Linked DNA regions of Homo sapiens: region 2 is linked to region 1. Evidence: chromatin loops called from intact Hi-C (ENCODE). Cell type or tissue: CD4-positive, alpha-beta T cell. All regions are shown on one strand. Each heading gives the region's core, and the rest is flanking DNA. Links, peaks and the distances in the headings are about the cores only.

Region 1 (12,438 bases), core at 5,184-7,683:
TAGAGCAATAAACACTTGCATTTTGGTAAAGGGAGGATGAGAAAAAGCAACTTCTCCCATTTTTAGTGATTATGGACTTAGATCCCAGTTCAGTACTGTTTGCTTCCGGATGTGCTACCTTGCTGCTAAAAGACTTCGGACCAAATGCATCCTTAAAAAAAAAGAAAAAAAGAAAGAAAGAAAAGTGAAAATACTAAACCTTGAGGCCAGAATAGACAAGCTAAACTGGTGTCAGAGAAATTAGGAAATTTTGCCAGTTAACATTCTGCTGCCTCATACAGTGATGAGATTGGAGACCTTATATGAAAACATAAGTGAAGGAGTTTGTAAAAAAAAAATGTTTTGAGAGATAATTGATATAGTGCTGGGCTAGAGGTGGTGACTGCATGTTTTGCTCTACTTCTAAGAGCTACTTCATTTCTCTAATTTCCTTTGCTACTTTAAGCAATCGTAATGACTCCCAGGACTATTATAAAGTACCTTTTTTTTCCTCAACTGTCCACTTCAGGCATTTCACAACAGCTGCTTTTTATGATTATGAGCTGGTAGCAAAGGACCTTTGGTATTCTCTTGCACCACCCTCTACCTAGATAATGCTTTGCACAAACTAGGTGCTTAATAAATGTTACATTAAAAAGAAGAATAGCTTATAAACTCACAGTGGAATAGATTTTGGGTACAGCTTTTAATTTAAACGGAAGGCATTTTTATGCACTCACAAGAACCTAAACATTCAAAGAAGAGTAGAATGTACATTCCCCTAGTTGTCTGCATTGTATTTGCTTCTAAAGGGTTCTCTTGCCTCTCATTGTACTTCCAGGCACTTGTATACTTCATGCTTTTGACCAGTAGGTGTATTATTATCTCTCCAGCTTCACTGTGATACTTCCCAGTATCACAGCAGCTTGGGAATAAAAAAGGTTTTGTCTTTTGAGTGATTGTATAGTACCACACATGCTGGAACAGTGACAGTCTCTTGACTGTTGTGCAGATGTTGACAGTATAGTTTAGTACAGTTTTGTTCTCCACCCAGCTGCCTTTATGTGTGAGGGACGAGGGGAGGGAATGGAGTGAGAAGCTCTAAAATGATGAAGATTTCTATTGATAACATTTTACTTTTATTCTGCTTATAGTACAATAAATTCAGGAAGGTGGCAGAATTTTTCTGTTTTCAAATAAATAATGTTGCCTGATAGGCTTACAAACAGGGATTGGGGCATAGCTGACAGTACATAAGTTATAGTACATTTTTGACAAGTAATTTCATCCTGTAATTAAAGTTAGATAATGGTCACTGCCATGTTAACATTATCAAGTGTCTGTAAGAGCATGAAGGCTACACTCACCTTTACTTCATCAAGGTTCTTCCATGCTGGTGAGTTTTCTTATGACATTGTCTACTAGGCAAAACAGATGGATTTTTCCTCATTCAAATGTATGTGATATCAAGAAAATAGAAATCAGAAGTTGTGTTTGTGGGATTTTTCTGCCTTTCTCTAGGTGTGATATAGCTCTCACTTCAAATATAGAAAGAAACCCGAGCCTCAGCTAAAATGAGATGGACACTTTTCCTGAAAGAGAAGAAACTGTGTCTGGGAGCAAGTTGTTTAATTGTCAATTAACCAACCAGCAAACAAACATAAATTATAACTGAAAGAAAGCAATTAGATCTTTCATAATGTGGGCTTTTAGGTCTTAAGGATACCAGATGGTTCCATGACATTCTGTTCTTCCTAAATGGTTATCTATTGCCTCAAGATAGCCAAATGACAGTGTTGGAAAGGCAACTTTGAGAATTAGGATAAATAAGGTATCAGTTGTCTTAATGGATGTTAATAACATCCACATGACCTGAAAGGGATAAGAAAATATTTTTTCAGATCATTGTAGTAAAAATGCATTATTAACTCATCATTTAGATCTGCTTGGTATTAGATTGAGTGACATTGTTTTTAAAAGATTGATGGAGAAAACAATACAATCTGGGAAGTAGGACCTTATCATTTTTATTTGAGAAATAATGGGACTTCCAAATTGCCTGGGCACACAAACACACACGTACATGAGTGTACAAATTAGTGGTCAATTCAAAACAATGTATACAGATGTGCATTGCTTTCTCACTGGAAGATTATAGGAAAATATTTTTACAGTATTCCTCCAATTCTAAGAATGAAATAAAAAAGTTCACTGTAAACTATTATAAATATTTGATATAGTGATGTCACTCTGAGGCTCAGGAAAAGAACCAGGGCTTTGAATGTTCAACTCCAGGCAGTTAACTTTCAGAAAAAAATAAAAAATAAAAAGATGCTTTGCTCAGAACTCAAGAGGAAGCAAGAATAAAAGGAGGCTTGATTTAAATGTGTGTGTGTGTGTGTGTGTGTGTGCGCGTGTGTATTCTCCCTTTGTATGTGTATGGTGATTTTCAGGAAGCCCAAGCATAGGACTCAGTTTGACATGCTTCCTAAAATATTATGTCAACTCTCAAGTTTTACTTGCATCAGTATTAAGTTGGCTCATGAGGAAAAGGAATTATTTGTTTTCTGATTTGAGGCAGGAGTTTGTTTTTTGCCCAGACAGTGAGTGAACTTGAAGGGCTTAGAAATAAAGGGCCTCCCATAGAGAAAAGGCAACCTGGACAGAAATGCAGGGGGTTGGCAGTAGAGACTAGAGGTCATTTGATCTCTTTAAGCCATGGGAGCATCCTGGAGTCTGATAGTTGGCTGGATTTTGTTTTCCATTTAGGATCACAAATTAGCTTAAAATTGTCCACATTGGATTCTTGAATCCTGAGCTTCTTGGCATTGCCTTCAACTGGTGTGGAAAATTGAGAAAGGTTTCCTCAGGCTTACTCAGGTTTCCTTGAATGTACCAGTAACTATTCATTAAGCAGAGGTTATTGGGTCTCTTTACCTCATATCCCTAATGCCTGGTAGATAGTAGGTTCTCAGTAAAAGTTTGTTAAATAAATGAAAGACTAGATTAATCTTTCTAACTTGTTTTTGCATGTTACGAACATTCTTCCTTGTAGCATTATTTCTGTTTTTTATTGACAAAAGAAAAATCAACACCAATAAGCAGACTGAACGCTAGATTGAATGACTGTTCTGCTAGAGGCCACAGTAGCAACTCAAGTCCAGGGAGATGCAAGCAGTGCCAGCTTTGGGGCTGAGACCTTGAGGACTGGCCTGAAAGCCAGCTGCTACTTTTCTTTCACCTGTAGTTGCATTTAGAATACCTCCCCCACATCCCAGGGATATCAGTCTTCATTACAAAGAAATGTTTACATAGAAACAGTTCTTTAACTGTTTCACCAGATTAAAAATTTAAAAAAAAAATCAGAAATACTGTGACTCTGATGCCTCCTGTCATGTATAGTTTAGGAAGTGATGAAGTTACAGACAAAATCCAAAAAGGACACTGGGAGCTGTCTCATTTTCAGTCAGATGTTGATTGCCCATTTAGAGGCTGGATTTGCATAGGTTTTTACTTACCAAGATACAGGTATGAATAGTGCCTCTTTTTATTGTGTACAGAAAGCAAAGTCCACACAGTAGAAGAGACAAGAGCTGTCATTTCAGATCCACCACAATCATCTTTTGTGCCCAGAGGATAATCAGTCTTTAGGTTTAGCGCTTGCAATTTCTCCTTATGTGGCAGTACAAAGTAACCAAACAAGAGGTTATGTTGGAGAGTGGCATGGGAGGGGTAGTCTATTAGCAAAATGAAAGAGTGAAAGAACCAGAGAGCTTACATTTCACCTTTTGTTTTGTAGTACTCAGCTTCTACGCAGGAAAGCAAAACAACACAAAACAAAAGCACCCTGTAGAATATTAACTGGACATGTATCTCGTGAAATAATTCCTTACTTAATTTACCAATGGGGAAAATGGGATTGTCACAATATATAATATTAAGGTGGTTGCTTTAAGGTTGGATTCATATACTATACACTGGTTTTTCTGAGTTCCATTTAAAATATGTAATGACAAATTCAACAAGACCCATGGCACAGAGGTGGGGATCACATTTAACCTCAGTACCCAAGTGAAGAGTTTGTATTCGTCCTCTGAAAAGTAGGCACTTGATAATGGCCCAGTTGGGGGTGCTGTTTTGTTAAAGGGTACATTGATATTTTAAAAATTGTTTGCTGTCTGTGATCCATGAGGATCCTGAAGAAAGGATGGGGGCATTTCTTTCAGAAGTGATTTTGAGAAAAAATTAAACTCCCAACTCCTTTATGTCAGCATTTTCCCCTAAGTAATTGGACAACATGAAGAGAAACCTTATTAGCTCACCCAGATATATGAAGTGAAACATAGTACATGTTATAGAGTTACATTTTATATTTAAGGACTTCCCAATAAAATCATTAGGGAGGGACTGGGGTACCATGCCTGTGTAATCTGATATGTTTCATGAATGCCTATAGCAGCGGCCTCAGCTGCAGACAGAGGCTGAGGCTGTGTCAATATGCACTCTGCTCGCTTTCTGAAGCCAGGGTCAAGGCCAGACTCAGATTGACAGGCTCGTCAAGGGAGGGCCTTTTTTGAGAAAGACCTTGGATTTTGGCGGGACTTTTTTGTGGTGTACTTTATATGTTTACATTTATTAAATTAACATTGTAATGCAAATGAAAATGTAGGGTCAAAATACATAACCTGATCTGGAGATAGTGTTAAACATCTGCATGTGAGGCAGTTTGTGAATTTGAGGCCTTAGGTAAATGGTCATCACGACATTTAGACATGACATCAGAACCAGGGAGGAGACCAGTATGAGCAGTGAAGGGCTCCATGTCTGCCTCTAAACTTAAGTTCAGGGTAGGTCCCGCTCGCCATAGAAGATGAGTTGAAAATCAGTGTTACCCATCTAAATGAGGAGGAAGGGCTAAAGCCTGTGGATTGACTAGAGGGAGGGTCTGGGAGTTCTTTTTATAAACTTATATGTATATTTTTAATTGACAATAATTGTAATATTTACGGGGTAGAATGTGATATTTCAATACATGCATACAATGTGTAATGATCAAATCAGGGTATTTAGCATATCCATCACCTCAAACATTTGTCATTTCTTTGTGTTGGGAACTTTCAAAATCCTCTCTTCTAGCTATTTGAAAACATAAACTAAATTGTTATTATCATCACCCAACGGTGCTGTAAAGCACTACAGTTTATTCCCACTATGTGGCTATAGTTTTGTGTCCATTAACCAGCCTTTGGCTATTCCCCAACCCCCACCCTTCCCAGGCTCTAGTTACCACTGTTTTACTCACTGCTTCTATGAGATCAACTCTTTCAGCTTCCACATATGAGTGAGAACATGCAGTATTTGTATTTCTGTGCCTGGTTTATTTCATGTAACACAATGTCCTCCAGGTTTATCCATGTTTTGGTGGGACTTTTGACTGACTCGCAAGTTGCCCCTCTACCCCATGTTTAATAACCTGGTTTTGCTGGGGAATTCATATAGATGCGCTGAGATTCAGTGCAGCAACAATACCAGGGCAGAATGCTTTTGCTTTCTAACTGAAACTCCCCCTCCAAAGCTCTTTTGTGATTGAAAAGTGGATAGGCTAGAAAGATGTGTCCTAGGGCTTGGCATTTCACAGTGCTGAAAAAAAGACAAGACTACCTCCATATTTTGTGAAGAGTGTGATCATCATCATCATCACATCATAAAAGGATCTAAAATGTGATTTGATTTAGAGAACTCTCATGCACATACTTTGAACTTGCACAAGTCATTTTGTGGGATGACAATGATGATGATGATGAGAGAAACTCTAAGAAGCTAGATTTCTGGGATATTGTAGTCTCCAGCTCTGTCATTTACTAATCAGGCACATGAAAATTGTGGTTCTGAATATATATTCTAAATTAACAGGAAACAGCTAGGCAACCTAAGATCTGATTTTAAATTCTTTTACAAATGTGGGCTTTTATTCCAATATTCATTAAAATGCAGTGGTTCAAGTGACTGAATCTGTAACCTGTGTTAAGTGAATGTTTTTTGGATAAAAGTTACATTTTTCACTTTCAAGCCTAGATCATATAATAGGCCTCCTTGTTGCCTTGTGTCTATCCCCAAAGAAATCTCTGTAATATTTTTAGCCATCTAAGAAAACAGTTCAGACAGAGGCACTCAGAAACGGTGACAAGCAATGACAGGAAATGCTGGTTGCACTGGGCTCCCTCATAACTTAGTGAGGCCACAGCTGGCTGATTTGCTTTTAACTTCCTGTTTGGCGGCTATTTGAGTCAAAAGTAGCTGTGTTTTCCATATAGAGTTTTTTTTTTCTTTATTCTGTAAGGCCACAATAAATCTGTCACTGGGCTGCATGTTTTGTATATTTTATGAACTGTATCATGTGGTTTGAGTTTAATTTGGAAGGCAGTGCTTTTACAATCAAGGTCCCTCCCCCACCACACGTGCAGCTTTGTGGTCTGGGATTGCATGGGCCTTCGAAAGTTTATGGCTTTATTTACACAATAGTGATTGCTGAGGAGGGCATTTCCTGCCAGCTAATGACTGGTTGGAAGGACCAACAGTCCAAATCCACGGAGAGAGGACCATTCATTAAATGCCAGGAAGCGACCAGGCTGCTTTTCTCATGAAGCAGTGGGGAGAAAGTGAAACCACATTCTGCCCTTTGAAGAGCCCAGAGCACCATGGGCAGAGCTGGGTATGGATGTGGTGCCTCCTCATCCATATGGACAATGGAGCTACTTTTCCTAACAGGGACAAACTACTTCTTTCTCATAGGTTGCCAAATCGGGCCTTTGATGGGAGGGCATTTCCTATAGGTCGATGGTCCAATAGAGACTGGCCAAATAAAGTTGAGGGCCCTGAATTTGCCATTAACGTCTGCCAGATAATTCTTAACTCAGAGGTGTTACAGCTACTTGAAAACCTTTAATATCACATGATTGAGTTTCCTAATTGGTTGAATAACTCATCATTAGTAAAGTGGACAAAAACTTGGAAAGGAATGGAAAGAATGGTTTGTTTTCAGGGTCAGTTTAGCAGGTTACAGATATTTTACTTTGATCTCGTAATATAATGAAGGTAAATAATATACATGAAGAGTGCTTTGCCTTTAGTGGAAGTACCATTGAGAGCTGTAATAGTAATCATTTAACCCATGACATTTCCAGGAAACAGTTTTGTCCTCAGTATAATTCTTGCCTGCTATAAAGCAGCTGAGGTGTGAACAGTTTGGCATTGATTTAGAGCAAAAACAGAATAAGATCGAGGCTGGGTTCACATCCAGGAATCCCTGACTTCCTGGCCTGCCCTTCACTCCCTTAGCTTCCTAAGCCTTCAATTTGCTAAAAAGTTAAATGTTTATAAAAGACAAACATCTGTTCTGAGTTCTTTGGTAGGTACCTCCATATAAAGGAGGCTATGTGACAGCGCCCCCCACCCCCAACTCCCCTGACTCCATGACTTGGCTTGGTCCTTTATCTTGAAATTTAAATTTCTTTCATATCTTCCAAATTTGGTGGGGGGATGGCAGGGGTGGGCTGAATCTCTGAAATAGAGGCAATCACTGATGGCCAGACACCTGCATTTCTTCATGGGATTGAGTAATCTGTTACATGCAGAACAAACCAAATATTAAGTTTCATTTTTGAGTCTGGCAAATGTCATTACATGCTTTTTAAATATTCAGTAATCCAGGGATTGCTGGTCATTACCAGTTCACAAAAGTGAAAGGGTTTTCTGAAGTTTAAAATGTTCCACAAATAAACCGTATACTCATTACTGTTGTTATTATTAGATGATGCCCAGAGCAGATTTATAAACAAAAAAGCGGCTGATGAACAAAAAAATATATATTTCAAAATATGATTTTAATTTTTGAACATTTTTGAGTTTGAATGTTAAGATACACTAAAATTTTGAAAGCTCAGATGAAAGACCGTATTCGATTTAGAAACTGGTTTGGACTAAGAACAAACAACGTTTTTTGTAAGTAGATTGGCCTGAATATTTACAAACATTTATAATTAGCAACACAGCTGTATGTATGTATGTATGGGTTTATTTATTTATTTTTATTTTTGGAGTTGAAGTCTCACTCTTTCGCCCAGGCTAGAGTGCAGTGGTACAATCTCAGCTCACTGCAACCTCTGCCTCCTAGGTTCAAGCGATTCTCCTGCCTCAGCCTCCCAAGTAGCTGGGATTATGGGCACCCACCACCATACCATGCTAATTTTTGTATTTTTAGTAGAGATGGGGTTTCACCATGTTGGCCAGGCTGGTCTTGAACTCCTGCCTCAGGTGATCTGCCTGCCTTGGCCTCCCAAAGTGCTGGGATTACAGGCGTGAGCCACCGTGCCGGGCCCGGACATTATTATTTTGTTTAGCAAAACCTTTCTTTATAGGTAATCTAAAATACATATTTCAAGCTGATTCAGGTTCAGTTATCACAATCTAAACTAGTGGTGTCAAAATTAATATAGGTTTACTCTACTGTATTTGGAGCCAACAGCATTACCTTGTGGTATTAGAAAAGCCTATTTATTCTATCATTGTAATTTTCAAGTGGTAGGCAACAACTCATTAGTGCATAATGAAATCCATTTAGTAGGTTGTGACTAGCATTTCTATTAAACAGAATTGCATTAAATAGACAGTAAGAAAATATCAACATGTGTCATGTAGTAAGATTAGATATATTGGGTGAGACTGTTATTTCAAATCCATGCACCTGTTACTGAGTTAGGATGTAAAGTGTGTTTCTTACTATTTGTTGCCGTCAGAAAGGTTTAAAAGTCAGTGTTTTAGTGGATGTTATTTCTGTGTCAGAAATATTTTTCCTCTCTTTTTTGAAGGGAAGATGGTCAAGGGATGCTGAAGGCTTTCATGATAACATACCTAGTGCTGTTGGTTCAGTACCCTGATAGTTATGTGTCTGCTTTTCAAACTGAACAGTAAGATATTGCTATAGATGTGCTATAAGATTTAATGTCCAAGGTATTTTGCAATCCTGAAGGCAGAAACTTTATATATTATGTATTTACTAAGTGCTATTGCTAGAACATTGGGACACTGAAAATAAAACTATCTGGGAACAAAAGCCAAAAACGGATGTTTAACAACGACAACAACAACAAAATGACAACTAAAAACCTTGGGACAATTGGGTGTGAGGTGCTTCGAATGGCAAAAGAATTATCCAAAAATTTTAAATGTTGGAAGAAAATCAAGCTCATTTTAATAAGTTAAATATAAGTTAAAGGGCTCAAAAATTGTTTTTGATTTTCATAAATCAAAAATGGTCATAGCAAGAGAATGTGTTTGCAAGAAGAAAACAAGCTGATTCATAAATATAAATGTTTATGCTGGGAAAAAAACCTGTGGGTGTCTATTTTTTCTGCGGTGAACAAAGGCACACTTTAAAATGAATTTTAAAATTGTAGATGAGGCATAAGCTGAAAGTCTGTTAAATATACCTAAAATATTAATGGGAAAGATTACAGAAATAAAGAAGAAAATAGCCACATAGTCTTTCCAATCACTTTTTTTGTGCTAATGAGTATTGAGCCTAGTAGTAGGAAAACATAAGATTCACTCACATGAACAGATAAGAGATTAACTACTGAATGCAACCCATTAGGAGAAGTCTGGCCTTAGAAGTCTGGCCAATTTGTGCATATTCCTTAGAATTAAATAATTGTCAGGGGGAGGAAAATATTGCCTTCCGGGGGTACTATTGCATCTCCAGTAGGATCATGAGGAGTTTGTCTTCACCCTCACCTCTCCTGCAGTTCCCTCCCATTGTCATTAAATCTCTTTCTGCCTGGGACATATTGAATTCTTTCCCAAAAGTCTCTTCCTGTGGACATCCTTCAGAGCCTTAAAGCACTGTTGCTTCCTCAACTTTGAGACTTGACATACAATAAGGCTTTATAGATATTTAAATGTTAAACTGAAGTTACTGCTCTGAAAATGTAATGTCAGCTTCTTATGAGTTAGTGACTAAACTCTGTCATTGTGAGTTTGTATCTCCCTCCTCAGATATAATACATTTAAAGATTAAGAATAGAAAAAGACTTACAGATCTACTGATTGTGTAATTAGCAATCAATTTATGAAATGAGATGTAAAACAAATTAAGGACCATAATAAAGGGTTACATCATCACCAACAAAACCCGTTATTCTGTTTATGACGATAAAAACTAAAAAATGTTGAAGGGTGAAATTGCATACATGCTCTGATCCTGAGAGCTAAAGGTTTTAATTCTTTCTTATTCTGATGTTAAAGCTTTTTAGAAAGCAGTAATACATATTTTGGGGGGTTATAGGATACCTTTGCCCATAAGCATCTGTTTCACTGTAAACATGTACAGAGTAGTATAGAGTCAGTTGAATAAGGTGTGGGGGGTTTGAGTGTGAGTTATTCAGGATTTTCAGCTGTAACAAGCATGTAGTTGACTGTTCTAGGCAAACAAAATTAGTCATTGTTTTGGGTGTCAGCTACCTTTTTCACGTTAGCCTTCTGGGATTTTTTTGTTATGGGATGCTTGACAAATTAATAGTGATAAGCAAAAGCTCTGTGAGAGGGAGTGCTCAAGCCAACTAAACACCAACTTATCATTCATTTCATGCAGCACTCTAACTTTCATCAGGCTGTCTGGGAAATATTGTGACGTTTTATATAATATTACATTTGAAACTTTAAGGTATACATGGAACTCAAGACCTTTGACAGGTGAGTTTGTTTTGTTTATTGTAAGTGGAAATTTCCTTCAGTAGGCAATGAGACTGTCAAGGCAAACTTTCTTGTAGAATGGAGGAGGAGAAAGGAAGGAGAGAAAGAGCTGCATGGTTTCCTAACATTTTGTTTGGAGAACTCCTTATACCGCATTCCTCATTTTCATGAAATCCAAAAGAAGGTTGAAATGCTGTATTGCTGTTAGCAGAGTTTTCCCTAAACTAGTAAGTGAGGGAAACCCCTTCTTCCCAAGAATTGCAACCATTAGCACTCTCAGGAAGCCTGCAATGATTTGGACATAAGGAAAACAAAATATATACACCTTCTATGTACTCACAACATTTTTTAAAAAATAAAAATAAATATAATCATGTTGAAAAAAAAACACTTGATCATCTCAGATCCAGGAGAGGAGCTCTGGCTCATATTATTCCTCATGTTGGATAATCATTAAAACAGAAGAAAATAAAACCCTCTTGAAATGGCAGGTTTTTTAAGTGAAAATAAGTAAGGTTTCCTTGGACCCCTATAAGGAGACTCTTGTGAAGCATGCATCCAGACTTCTGAGACTTTATACTTTTTGCTTTCTAGAGCAGGAAAGACTTAAGAAATAGGAAGTCAGAAAGTACAGTAAAAATCTATGGGTTCTGTGCTGTTAAGGGTCCCTTTCTGATTGGCTTGGTGTGAATAATGGTATAGAATTTAACCATGTAAGATGTTAGAGGCCTGAGACTTCCCTTGACATTTCCTTATGCTGGCAGGCCCAGGCAGTTTGACTTTGGCTCTTGTGGCACTTGGGTGGCAGGAGAAACAGTGTTTACAACCACCTTCACCTCCAGGAATGTATTATACTTTTAAATCAATCTTAGTATCTGTAGGCAGGAGTTTATATATAGGAATAAAATTTGAACCCCCATTTTCACACCCAATAAAAACGTCCTGTAATAGGTGTTTATTCAGAGTCAACTGACATTTATTGAACAATTACTGTGTGCCAGATGCTCTGCTAGGTACTTTCATTTTGTTATGACAGTTTTTTTAAGTTATGAAATACAGTTGGTTCTAGCTGGGCAAATACTCTCTTTGGCATCTAATAGATATCAGGCTAAAAATTGCATCCTCAAGTCCCTGCTCACTTTTTGTATAAAACACACCCCCCAACACACAATCATTTCTTCTCTGTCTTGCTTCATCATTTGGGAACCATCTAATGGCCCATGGCCTGCCTCTTCCATCCATGAAGATATTTATTTCATTATAAATCAAGCCAACACTAATCTGTTACCCATCTTGATGTAACAAAAGGCTGCTTTCACTGTTTGATGGATGGTGCTACAGTAGGATAGGAGAAACAGGAAGAGGCTTGAGAGGTGGATGAAGAGTGAGGGGTCAGGAGTGTGAAATGATGTGGAGTTAAGTGCTAGTGAAAGCCATGTAGAAAAATCTAGAACAAAATTGGATTAAACTTGTCCAGAATGCAGAGAAAATAACAAGGCAAGATGTTGGAAGTTAATCCCTCACCCCTAGGAGTGGCCAGGACAGCCCAAGTTGAGCAACACAGGAGGATTTTTTTTTGTTATAGAAGCAAAGGGCAAAGAAAGTCTCTAAAAGGAGGGAGCAATCAACAAATACCACAGGAATTATGTAAGTTGAGGCCACTGGTTTTGGCACTGAAAAGGTTGTTGGTGATTTTTGAGAGCCAAGAAG
Region 2 (12,438 bases), core at 5,688-8,187, 48 kb after region 1:
TGATAAATTTTGTTTTTTTAACAAAAAAACAGAATGTCAAGATAGAAGGTCTTAAAGTCAGAATGTCTTAACGACAAAATGTCTTAAGTCTTTGTGTTTGTAGAGCTAAGCCAAGTCTAAAGCTCATTCCACCAAAGACCACTTACCACTTATCAAAACAGATATACTTAAAGAATAAAAATTGAAGAATTTTTGTAGGAGTGAGGGATTGTAGCCTTGCTATCGTTTACTTTTTTGTATATGATTTAGATGTTACAGTGATCATAATCCCCATGTAACCTAGAGAAGCCCTTCACTGAATTATAGCATATTATCCATAGTACCAAAATGCACTTAGGAGGGACTTGTCAGCTTTCAGAGGATAACTAAAGTCAGACTGAGGGAGTATAAGGGTTCCAGAAGGAAAATTATGGCATTTTGAAGCGTCTCAAAGTATATTTTGAACCTTTAACTTAAACGTATTGCTACAAAACTAGGTTCACTTAATTTTCCTCCTGGACAGATGATTGACCAATTTCAGATTTGTGAGTATATTTTGTAAGGAAAGTCCTATTACTAAGGTCATCAAGCCTGAGTATTACATACTAGATTATAAACAAAATATGAGGCCAGATGAGGTATTATATAGGACAGGATGTATATGATTGCAGAAAAAGAAAATGCACTGATTTTCATGTGTTATTCATAGTTATCCTTAAATTAAGGATAAAAAGTATAAATTAAAACATAGAAGCAATAAATTATAATGGATTTCTGGTTTAATTAAGATTTGCTACAATGCATCTGAGACTTTTTTCAAAATATGTCAAAATGAATTAAGCTTAACAAGAACTTTTTCAGTTTCTTGATATTGTTTTACCTTCATCATGACCAATTTTACCTCATTAACATTTTTATTTATGGCTGCATTGGCTAACAGAGATGTATCCCTTCGTGTGATGGTTTCCTCAGGAAACATTTTCTTAAGCGATATACAGGTTAAGTATCTCTTATCTGAAATGCTTGAGACTGAAAGTGTTTTCGATTTTTTGGATTTTAGAATATTTGCATATCCATAAAGAGATATCTTGGGGATGGGACTCCAGTCTAACCATGAAATTCATTTACATTTTATATACACTTTTTACACATAGCCTGAAGGTAATGTTATACAATATTTTAAATAATTTTGTGCATGAAACAAAGTTGTGTACATTCAGCTATCAGAAAACAAAAGCGTCATTATCTCAGCCACCCATGTGACATCATGTTGACACTTAAAAAGTTGAGGCTTTTGGAGCATTTTATACTTCAGGTTTTTGGATTAAAGATGCTTAACCTGTAGTACTTAAAGGGTTACTTTTACTTATTTCGTGATTACTAGTTTTTTGTTTTTTGTTTTTTTTTGCAGACCATTCCATTTTAAGAATAGAAACTTGTTATTGTAAAGATAAAGGTAATTCCTACCATTGAAAATCTCTGAATTGCTTTTATTTGTGGTAGACATTATGACTAAAGAACTTATTTTGTTTTCTTCATTTTGGTTTCATTTAAGTTTCATCTACAATTATTTTGTGTATTATTTAAATCTGCAGCTACAGGATTGGGCAGTGCCTTGAAGTGGAAAAGCATACTGAGTTAGTTGGGGGAAAAATGAGGTATCTTTCATCTGGTCCATATAGAGGGTCAGGAACTGCAGTAGAAACTTTGCATTGTTGTTTCAGGAGATCTGGGGTACAGTCCCAGCCTCACTACTGTATCTGACCTCGGGCAACTTAACCTCACAATCCTTGAGTAACTTCATCTGTAACAGATAGATAGTATCTTCTGTACCTAACTTCTGTGATTATTGTGGAGATTGCAGTAAGCTAGTACAAATGGAAAACCATATATCAATATAAAAGTGAATTAAATAAAAGGTTTTCTTCCTATCAACTAAATGTTTGTTGTAGGCATTCTTTAACAAAGTTCTATTTAGTTAGGGCTTATTATTTAAAATTACAAACTCATGTTCCAAATGTACATGACCAAATCTAGTTGCTGTGTGTTATTAGTTGTTCAAGCTAAGTATAACTGTTTTTATGGTTACTCTGATATAGAGTTCCTTGCAGGCTTTGTAAATTCTATCTTTCCAAACATCATAGAATGTGAAAGGAGACATGTGATCTTCCTAATCATTAATAAACTCAGGTCAGTAATTCCATTTAAAGGCAAAAGAGTGCCATAAACTAAACATTTTGAAGAAAAGTACTAGGGAAGGTGACTGTTTACAAAATGCGTGCTGCACTACAACTTTAGAGCTTGGAAGGTGTTTAATTCAGAGACAAAATAGATAATAGCCAATGAATATTAATAAGCCACTTAATTATTTAAATAAGTTGTCTACTCACTGTATCTAGTGTTTTTAAAGTAATGTTTGCATCATGTTAATATCCTGATGACCAGTCACACAGGGTAAAGATGATTTACATAATCCTTACATTCTCATATTTTAGTGAAAACCTTAATATTTCAAATATGTAAAGCCGTTCAAACAATTACTTAATTTGCCATTTAGATAGCACATTAAACAAAGTTCCATGTCTGCACAAGAGCTTTGTAGTTCTTATCCATGACATGCATGAAGGTTAAATTAAGTTGAGGGTAATTGACCTATGTGCATTGTGCTAGTATCATATCTATAATATACAAATAACATACCTCAGTGGTTACTGCAGCATTTCCTACTTCTCCTGAGTTTTTATAATTGAAACACTGTTGAACTTCATCTGTGTACTATTTCTTCTCTCATGAGTGATTAAATAACTGAAACAATCATTTGATGAGTTTTGGGCTGCTGCTTTTGTTTTTGTTTTGTTTTGTTGTTGTTGTGTAAGAATTCTATTAGTACTAGCTACTCTACCAGATGATGGTTATTGCCTTAATAACAGGTACAACAGATACAATGTTCTAACTCACCTCATAATGAGGGAATGTTATGAAAATAAGAAGGGCAAATTGGATGGCTGATTGTGTATTGTGCTGAAGTGCTGTGCCTATCAATCCATGAATGTTGAGTGCTCAGTGATGAAGGCAGCACCATCTTCAAATGGAAATCTAGTGTAGTCCATGGATTAATTTCCAGCTACATAGAATGGTCTCATATCATGTTGGTATGCAGCTGTTTTTGACTCTGTTGCCTTGTGGACTTGGCATAATCTGTCTCCAAAGTTTTCTTCAAAGTATCGCTTAATCCATTCTATGCCAATTTCTTGATATTACAGTTTGCCATTGATCTAGGTTGGTATTTTTAGTGAATGTTCCTTGGATTTAACGAAGGGTCATCATTTTTAAAACGAAATCAATCTTTGTGATTGTTTTCATAGCCAAGTTATTCTGCTTCAGCAATATCATGATGTCTTGAACCTTTCCCTTTATACTTGAAGCAATGTGTTATCAGTCACTTTTTATCCAGGAAGGATATAAATGTTGTCATTATTTCATTATGACAGATCAACACCCATCACAACTGTCCACCCCTCTTACCACTTTGGGTAGTTTTGTGCCAAGAATTTCCTGGTAAAGGCCATAGCAGCAGACATAGTTAGAGGATACTCAAGCTAACCTATATACATTCCTTAAAAAATGGGAACTGGGTAAGGAATGCACATAAAACAGTCACATGCCATGTCTTCAAAATCACATATGATCACGAGAAAAATAATATTTTGACAAGTGAAACCTTGTCAAATATTATAAGCATATCGATATGAATCTATCCTTGTAGGTCAAACTGGCCCAAGTTACCAGTATATTCTGCAATAGCAACACTAGTCACAGCAGTTTTCATTAGTTTAAAATTTGACTATTTTTGACTGAATACTTACTCATCCCTATTTGCCAAGGGAAAGTTTACCAGAAACTAGATGCCTAGCAACACAATCCCAAGGGTCACTGGATTATGCAAGACTTAGCACCATTTATCAGCTCCATCAGAGAGGTCTGTCTACACTATAAAGACACATAAGCAGCAGCTGTCATCTTGAGAGTCAAGGAAAATAACATTTTATTTAAGGATCTCTATTTTCTATGATGCTAACCTTTAAAGGGAAGTATCTTTGACTGGTAAAAGTCAATGCTATTTTGGACATTTCAAAAACCTCTTTTGAAAGGAAAATAGAATTACAATTATAGGTTGGTGCGGAAGTAATTGTGTTTTTTGCCATGAAAGCAATGGCAAAAACTGCAATTACTTCTGCACCGACCTAATGGTACCCAAACAAATACATATTGATAGTTCAGCCTCGCCTTTTAAACATTTTATTTTGAAATATTAATAATTTTAGGCTTACAGAAAAGTTACAAAAGTGATACAGGAAACTCCTGTATACTTTTTATCCAGATTCCCCTAATGTCAACAACTTACATGCCATGCATTGCACAGTTATCAAAACCAGGGAATTATCACTGGTACAAGATTCTTAAGTAAACTCAAGACCTTATTTGAATGTCACCAATTTTCTTCCTAATGTTATTTTTCTGTTCCAGGATCCAATCTGGGATCCCACATGGCATTTATTCCTTATATCTCCTTAGTCTCCTCCAACCTGTGACACTTTCCCAGTCTTTCCTTGTCTTTCATGACCATGACACTTAGGATGAATACTGGTCAGTTATTCTGTAAAATACATCTCACCTTGTGCTTGTTGAATGTTTTCTCATGATTAGACTGAGATCATGTGGTTTTGACAAATAAAAAAGAAACCCACACGCAGAAATGATGTGCATGACATCTGAGGGTATGGGATATTGATATATCTTATTCATTATGTTAACTTTAATTAGCTGGTTCAAGTGGCATCTACTGGATTTCTCCACTGTAACATGACCAGTTTTTCTTTTGTAAAAACTGATAACTATGTCCCCCATTTATTCATCATCCCCTACAATATGCCATTGATCGTAATGGGCATCCCAATGTCCTAGATGTTAAAAAGTGAACAAGTGTTCATCTTAGAAGTGATTGGTAATGTACTTCTATAATTATAGTCAATTAAGAAAGAGAGCAAGGGAAAATGGACCAAGAGCATGACAGAGAAAATAGCAGCAACAAGCCACTGGAAAGACAGAACACTGGAGAGTGAGCAGTCCTAGAAGTGATGTGATATGTGTGTGCCTATCATATACTACTGCAGAGTGTGACAGCTGTCCCCTTCTTGTTCATGGCCTTGGGACTTAGCCGTGAACCAGAAACAGTCCCTGCCTCCATGGTGCAGACATTCTCATTGGGAGTTGGAGGAGGAGCAGGTAAAAAATAATTAAATATTCAGGATAACAATACATTGTCAGGTGTGAGGAAAGGGTGCAGAGAATGGCAGGGGCTACTGTTTTAGATACAGTGGCCAGGAGGCCTCCAGTGAGGTGACCTTTGAGGAGAGGCATGCAGGAGATGAGGGGACAGTGAAGAGGATTTCTAAGAACATTCCAGGCAAAGAGAATGGCGACAGCTAAGGCCCTGAAGCTGGCGGCAGCCTGGTGTGTGTGAGGAAACTCAAGATCCCCAGCGTGGCTGGAGCAGAGCCATGAAGGGGGAGGGCAGTGGGAGATGAGGGCAGGGAGGTCCCGGGGGTGGGGAGATCAGGTGGGGCTCTGTGTATCATGCTGAGGACTTTGGATCCTGTTCCAGGAGCTGGAAAGGTTGACATAATCGGGGGAAAGCAAGCCCACACAAAGCAGAGGTGTCTAGTCTTTATATTTTTTAAGTGGAAAAGAGAATAATTTCCACGAAGACAAATAACTCCTGTTTATAGGTGAAGTAGAAGTCAAATGGTGCCCAATCCCTATTCTTCACTCCCTTATTTCTGTGACTTGTACCTCAACTCCAGTTCATACCCCAGTGATGGGGAATTAGCAATAAAGAAATCTCATGTGAGGAAAGAGTTAATATAGCAGGTTTGGTGGCTTACTCTTTGCATGTCTCCCAGGGAAACCTTAACTATCCCCTGGGAATGTGGCCACCATTCATTTTGTCACTGATTGGTTATTGTGTTGTATACACCTGGAACAATGGACCATGCCATAACAGCTTGTCAGGGTTGCTTTGCTCAAGATCAAGATTGATGACTGATTCATTGTTAGGGTCCTGCATTACAGTTGCCATGGCCAGTTGGTAGCAGGCTGTGCATATGTGACCAGGACCCATCTGCACCTCAGACCTTGAGACTAGAACTGGGCTTCCCAGGGTGGAGACATTCCATACATGCCTCTGTAGTTTGCTGCTAGAGAGAGAGAGTCCTTGTGCATGTGGCTTCGAACTAGGAAGAACATTGGAAGCTTGTGCTGGGCTTCTCTTGATTCTACTGATACGTATATTTTTCCTGTTACTTTTCCTCTGTATTCCAAGCTGTAATAAATTTTAGTTGCGAGTGTAAGTTGCTATTGAGTCTGTGAGTCCTGGCAAATGTCAAAGAAGCTTTTCTGTATGTTGTTATTTTTCATACATTATTTGCTTGATTTTTTTTTTTTACATTTTTCTGTTTTTTATGAGAAGGGCTTTTTCATTTTGTTTCTATTTTTTAAAGTTTAATTTTTGAATGGATATTTTCATAATTCAAAAATTTAGAAAAACAGTCAACTAATGAGTACATCAACAAAATATGGTATATACATACAATGTAATATTACTCAGCTACAAAAAGGAACAAAGTACTGATCCATGCTACAACATGGATGAACCTTAAAAACATGATGTTAAGTGAAAGAAGCCAGACATAAAAGGTCACATATTGTGTGATTCCATTTATATGAAACATCAAGAGTTGGCAAATCCATAGAGACAGAAAGCAGATTAGTGGTTGCCAGGGTCTTGTGAAGGGCAGTAGATGGGTGAGTGAGGGGTGAGGGGTATGGGAATTAACTACTAATGGGTACATGGCTTTTTTTTTAAGGGTGATGAAAATGTCCTGGAATTAGTGATGATAGTTACACAACTTTGTATATAAATGTGTTAAAAACTACTGATGTGTAGACTTTAAAAGGGTGAGTTTTATGATTTGTGAATTATACTCAATGAAAAAGTTTAAGAAATTTCAACGATAGTAGAGTATGCAGCGAAGTTTTCCCCTCATCTCTTTTCCCCAGTTAATCAGTTGACCTCCAAACTGATATTTTGGTTTTCCCTCTCCCATAGATATTATATATATACATATGAGCAAATATATCCATACTTATTTTCCATTTTCACACAGATAGTAGCATACTGTTTTCCTCCTTGCTTTTTTTGAGTTTAAAATATTAACAGTAAAAAGATGGGAAAAGCTATGTCATGCTGACACTAATAAAAAGAAGCCTGGAGGTGCTATATTTATAATAAAGATAAAAAGAATTGCACACAAATACAGGATTCTAGTTAGTAAATCTGTTCCTCACAGGCATATGTAAGTATGTAGATACTGAGGTTGAACAAATAAATGTATATAGAGTAGATAATGAGAGCCTATTTTCTCACTATCAGAGGAAAAAAGTTAAAAATAAAAAGGGAAGGTTAGGATGAATACCGTGGTGTGGATTAGAAAGGACACATGAGTATGTATACAGATAGATACAGGAATAGATATTGATCTGTGTGTATGCATGGGTTATTATGTATGCTTTCATTTCCTAGCTCTGTCTTGGGAAGCCCTAGAAGCAATTAACACCCCAACAGCAACGAGTATACTTAGTACCCACATCTTTGTGTCTAATATCATTCTCCAATAAAGGAACTCGGGATCTTTGGAATAATGGCTAATTCTGGACAGAAGCAGGGAAAATACAAGATGAGGCTGTAATGTCTTTTGGTGTAAGAATGTAAGAAAGTGCTAGAGAAAGGGTGGGGGCATGACAAGACAGCATAGTAGCCAGTCTGAAGGAGCTCCCAATGGCTGAAGTTAGAATAACTTGAGCAAGAAACTAAATGATGACAGTATTGAATTATAGCTCATAGAATAAAATAGATGCCCATGAGTCCATAGTTTACAAAAAAAATTGAATAAATGGATAAGTTGGGGAGAAGGGACAACTCCTCCTTACAGAAGAATTCCAATTAATAAATGGAGAACAAATGAAGGAAACACAAAATCACTAGTAGGCAAATGCCATGGTAATAATGGTTGCAGGCAAGATCCACTGATATATGCTGAAATCAGTGGGTAAAAGTTGGAGGAGAAACAGGATATTTGCATTGTCCCAAAGTATTTCTCCCAGGATATTTATCAATTAAAAATAGAACAGGCATGGTCTATTTCATTTATCAATAAAAAATAGACCAGGCATGGTGGCTGGCTCATGCCTTTAATCCCAGCACTTTGGGAGGCCGAGGTGGGAGGATCTTTTGAGGCCAGGAGTTTGAGACCAGCCTGGGCAATATAGCGAGACCCTGTCTATACAAAACATTTTTAAAAAAATTAACTGGGCATAATGGTGCATGCCTGTAGTCCCAGCTACTCAGGAGGCAGAGGATCGCTTGAGCCTGGGAGATTGAGGCTGCAGTGAGCAGTGATTGTGCCACTGCACTCCAGCCTGGGCAACACAGCAAGACCCTGTTTCTAAAATAAATAAATAAAGGGAAAATAGTCACTTTACAGTGGAGAAACCCAGCAGATGCCACTTTAACCAGGTGTTTAAGGTTAACATAATGAGTGATAAGATATATCAATATCACATACCCTCAGATAGGATACACACCATTTCTGTGATGTTCCTGCCAAAAAGACATGGTCTCGGTCTAATCATGAGAAAACATTCAACAAACACAAAGTGAGAGGCATTTTACAGAATAAATGACCAGTACTCATCCAAAGTGTCATGGTCATGAAAGACAAGGAAAGACTTAGAAAGTGTCACAGATTGGAGGAGACTAAGGAGAAGTGAGGAATAAATGCCATGTGGGAACCTGGATTGGATCCTAGAACAGAAGAACATTAGGAAGAAAATTGGTGACATTCAAATAAGATCTCTTGTTAAGAGTCTCGTACCAGTGTTAATTTCCTGGTTTTGGTAATTGTGTTATGGTTATGTAAGTATTTAACAGTAGGGGAATCTGGGTGAAGGGTATACAGGGACTCCAGGTATTATTTTTGCGATTTTTTTGTAAGTTCAAAATTATTTCAAAATGAAGTATTTTAAAAGTTAGCTTTTTTAGTCTGTCCTTTGAGGCTCAGAAATATTGTGGGGTATTGTTTCTTTTCATTTTTATTCTTAAAAAAAAAACTTTGAGTATGGGGATGAGAAAACTCTAAAATCTAGTCATGACTGATCATGAGATTGCCCCCACCAAAAGTTCGATGACTCAGATATCTTCATAGTTAAGAAAGCGCTCATACATATAAAAGCACTTCACAAACCTAGCAAACGAAGAATTTTGGCTGTAGAAGGAAGAACGTTCAGTTCAAAATTGTTGCCATTTACAGTTGGGTAAACTGGTGATCCGTTGAGGGAGAGTGACTTGACCTAGTTCACATATGCAGTTATCAAAAGAGCTTGATGACTCCGGCGTTCTTCCAATCATTATTCAGTCTTCTTTCCTGTGGAGAAGAAGGAAATGGAGAGAACATCAATTAGGCTATTGCTTTAGTAAACCAAAAGCATCCAGCTCTTATCACAGTCATGCTGCTCCACATGACATTGGGACTGTCTGTGAAGTTTTCTGGTTCTCCTTTACTTTTTGCACTATAAAGTAAGGCGTGGATAAGCCAACTTTTCCTTTGCTAATCCCTCCCTCTTTTATTGTTTCTGATTCATGATAATTTAGATTAAGACTTTATTAACCTTCATATTTAGTTCATGGACAATTATTTGGATAACTTGTTTTGAAAATAAGGCAGAAGAGAAGAATTTTTAGACAAAGTTACCTAACTTTGTGATACTAAACTTTGCTTAATTGCTGAGTGTCAGAACACTGAGCTGTCTCTGCTCCCTTGTCCATCCTTCTCCCCAAACACCGCATTGTTGAGTTTGCTGACCAGAACTGGGGATTGTAACTGTGGCTGTGTATCACATCTTCACTGCATGAAACTCATTGATGTCTGATTCTGTTATATACTCATTAGTACAATGCCCTGGCCAGCTAGGAAGAAACCTGTCATAGATCAGCTGAAATATTGCAGTAGCAATTCAGCCTTATTATGGGTCAAGTATTTTATACAATAATTTGGAATCTAATCCAACTTATTTAAAGTGTTGTTTTATGGGATCATAGCTCAAAATCATCTCTTCCTGGCCAAGTTGTAATTGGGCATCTGGTGAGAAAAGACTTGGGCTAGGGCCAGGCATGTATTCCCCAACTACTGTTTGATGTTACCATTAATACTGACCCTTTGCTACAGGAACTCCATTAAGTAGGAGAGATTTGGAAATTGGAAATTTGAAAACTATTATATTTCAACTCTTTTGTCTAGAAGAAACTCTTAGATGTTAGGGTAATATACATCTGATCCTACTTGGTTAGTAAATAATCTCTTCATGTAGCATAGCTGAAATGAAGTCTTTTTCTCTATATCAGATTTTTTCGAAATGTGGATACAAGGTACTTCTGTGCATCCGGAAATAGCAATTAGTTCTTCTAGGAACATGACATTATTCATAGAACATTGTTTACTTACTGTTCTGTTTGCCCTTGCAGATGACCTTTCTGCATGTACCATCCTTGAGGTGACCCTTGTTTTCCTCTCAGTGTGTCACTTGGTCCCTGACTTATGGGGTTATATATTCCAGAGGAATCTTAGCTGTCTGCTATTTTCTGTAAATACTCTTTTTTTTCTTCAGTGTTTATTCTGCTACATAATCGGTCTTCAGTTTCTTAAATTTATGGTTTTTTTTTTTTAATTTTTGATGTCTAATCCAGATTTGCAGTCCTGCTTGGGTTTTCAATGTTTTTGTTTCTGTGCCTTCAATTCTCACCCCAGGGTCAAGTTTTATTGCTAGATGTCATTACAAGTTTATCTCACATTTTTTGCCATCTTTCTTGATATTGTTTTCTTTAAAGTCAGTAAACAATTCCATTTGTTTTTCATCCTTTTATTTTCTAAATGATCTCCAGTATTTGGATTGAACCATGTTGTATCTAGAGATAGAGTAAATCATTTTTCGGTATCTTGTTTATGATGAGATTATGTAAAATTGCTTAATGTCATGTCTAATATGTTATTTAGTTAAGTAGATATGGCTATAGAATCTATCTGTTAGAAACAGTTTTGCAGCTATAACTCGGTCATAGGCATTTAAATGTATGCCTTAAATTGGATTTTTGTATATCATAAATAAGCTTTTTTTCTGTTGAAGCTCAAATTTTTTTTAACCCACTGGAAATTGGTAGAAAATAAATTAGGCTTTGCTTCTACCTATATTCTTATGAGTAGATAGTGGACAATGAAGGCAGTTTCCACGTTGAAAACTGTACAAAAATTTGAAAATGTAAAGTCCACAGTAATATAAATGTATTACATATGACAAATTCCCTTTAATTCCATTAAATATGACAAAAAACAAGACATGTCCTATGTATCAGCCATGATTTGTTAGCTAACGGAACGGTAGTAATGTTCTAATTTCTGTCTTAGCGTGCAAAAATGCAAACAGAAAACCTTTTTCTGTGACTTTAAACTCTTTAACCATCTTTTATATGCATCTAAATACAGTGAGTAGATTACATTGTAGTATCAATAATCTCTTAGCTCCAAATACTTTTTAGAGATCTCATTTTTAAAAACCACATTGTTTTAAGACCACATTGTCACATTGTCTTAATATCTTTGTTCATCTTCCCATTTGTGAAAGATAGTAAAACCGAAGTAACAATTTGAGGATTTTTAATAGCTTCATGTACTCTGTGTTCTTGTTTTAAATATTTCACAAATACCTATCCTAGGAGTTGTTCCACTTAACAAACTTAATTTTTTCCAGCTTTTATAAAAATGTAATCTCTAGTGTTTCTGCAATTTCCTGGTTATTTTACTTTTTTTACTAACCAAAAAAAGTGTTCTATATAGAACCAAATTCAGTCTTAACTTCAGTATTACTAACAAATTTTAAAACCATAGCCATCTTTAATCTCCCAGTACCCCACTGTAGGAAGAATTTGACTTTGGAATATTGTCTCATTTTTCAAAGGAGCCTGAGAAGTAGTTTTGGAAAATACCTTTTTCTTGGGTGAACTCTAGATGTAACCACTGAAAATATCTGAAATGAAACATTCTATCAGCAAGTGGCATAAACATCGAAAATGCTGCCTTGTCACACATAACAGTTCTAACAAGGGCTCCTTATGTCATGGGAATCCTACTACCTCTGTTTCTCTTCATATGAGAGCAAGCAGCAGCACTGAATTTGTAAGACTATTTGGTTGTGGTTTCCTAGAAGGATTTGTATAAATGTCAGGGGTTATTTAATGCTGAAAGTCCTGTTAAATCCATTAAGAATTGTATGTACATTCAATTCCCCAAA

What was found. Peaks named below come from ENCODE experiments on the same cell type or tissue, not always from the same donor. Only the 100,000 strongest peaks of a DNase experiment are listed, where the experiment ranks them.
Region 2: it touches region 1 in a loop (7-fold over the local background); 5 of 110 quality-filtered maps call a loop at or near these places.

The regions. Positions count from the first base shown.
Region 1 is chrX:132,474,886-132,487,323 of GRCh38, reverse strand. All of the region lies in intron 1 of MBNL3 (muscleblind like splicing regulator 3), which reads left to right. Among named protein-coding and RNA genes, the nearest start is that of MBNL3, 7.9 kb to the left of the region's middle. In CD4-positive, alpha-beta T cell, for the core only: no CTCF peak of the experiment used is centred there; DNase peaks (open chromatin) are centred at 6,203 and 6,623; H3K4me3 peaks cover 1,114 bases; H3K27ac peaks cover 2,378 bases.
Region 2 is chrX:132,426,896-132,439,333 of GRCh38, reverse strand. All of the region lies in intron 2 of MBNL3 (muscleblind like splicing regulator 3), which reads left to right. It overlaps RAP2C-AS1 (RAP2C antisense RNA 1), which reads right to left. Exons shown (of 3, transcript NR_110410.1): 3 at 6,523-9,521. Among named protein-coding and RNA genes, the nearest start is that of MBNL3, 56 kb to the left of the region's middle. In CD4-positive, alpha-beta T cell, for the core only: no CTCF peak of the experiment used is centred there; no DNase peak of the experiment used is centred there.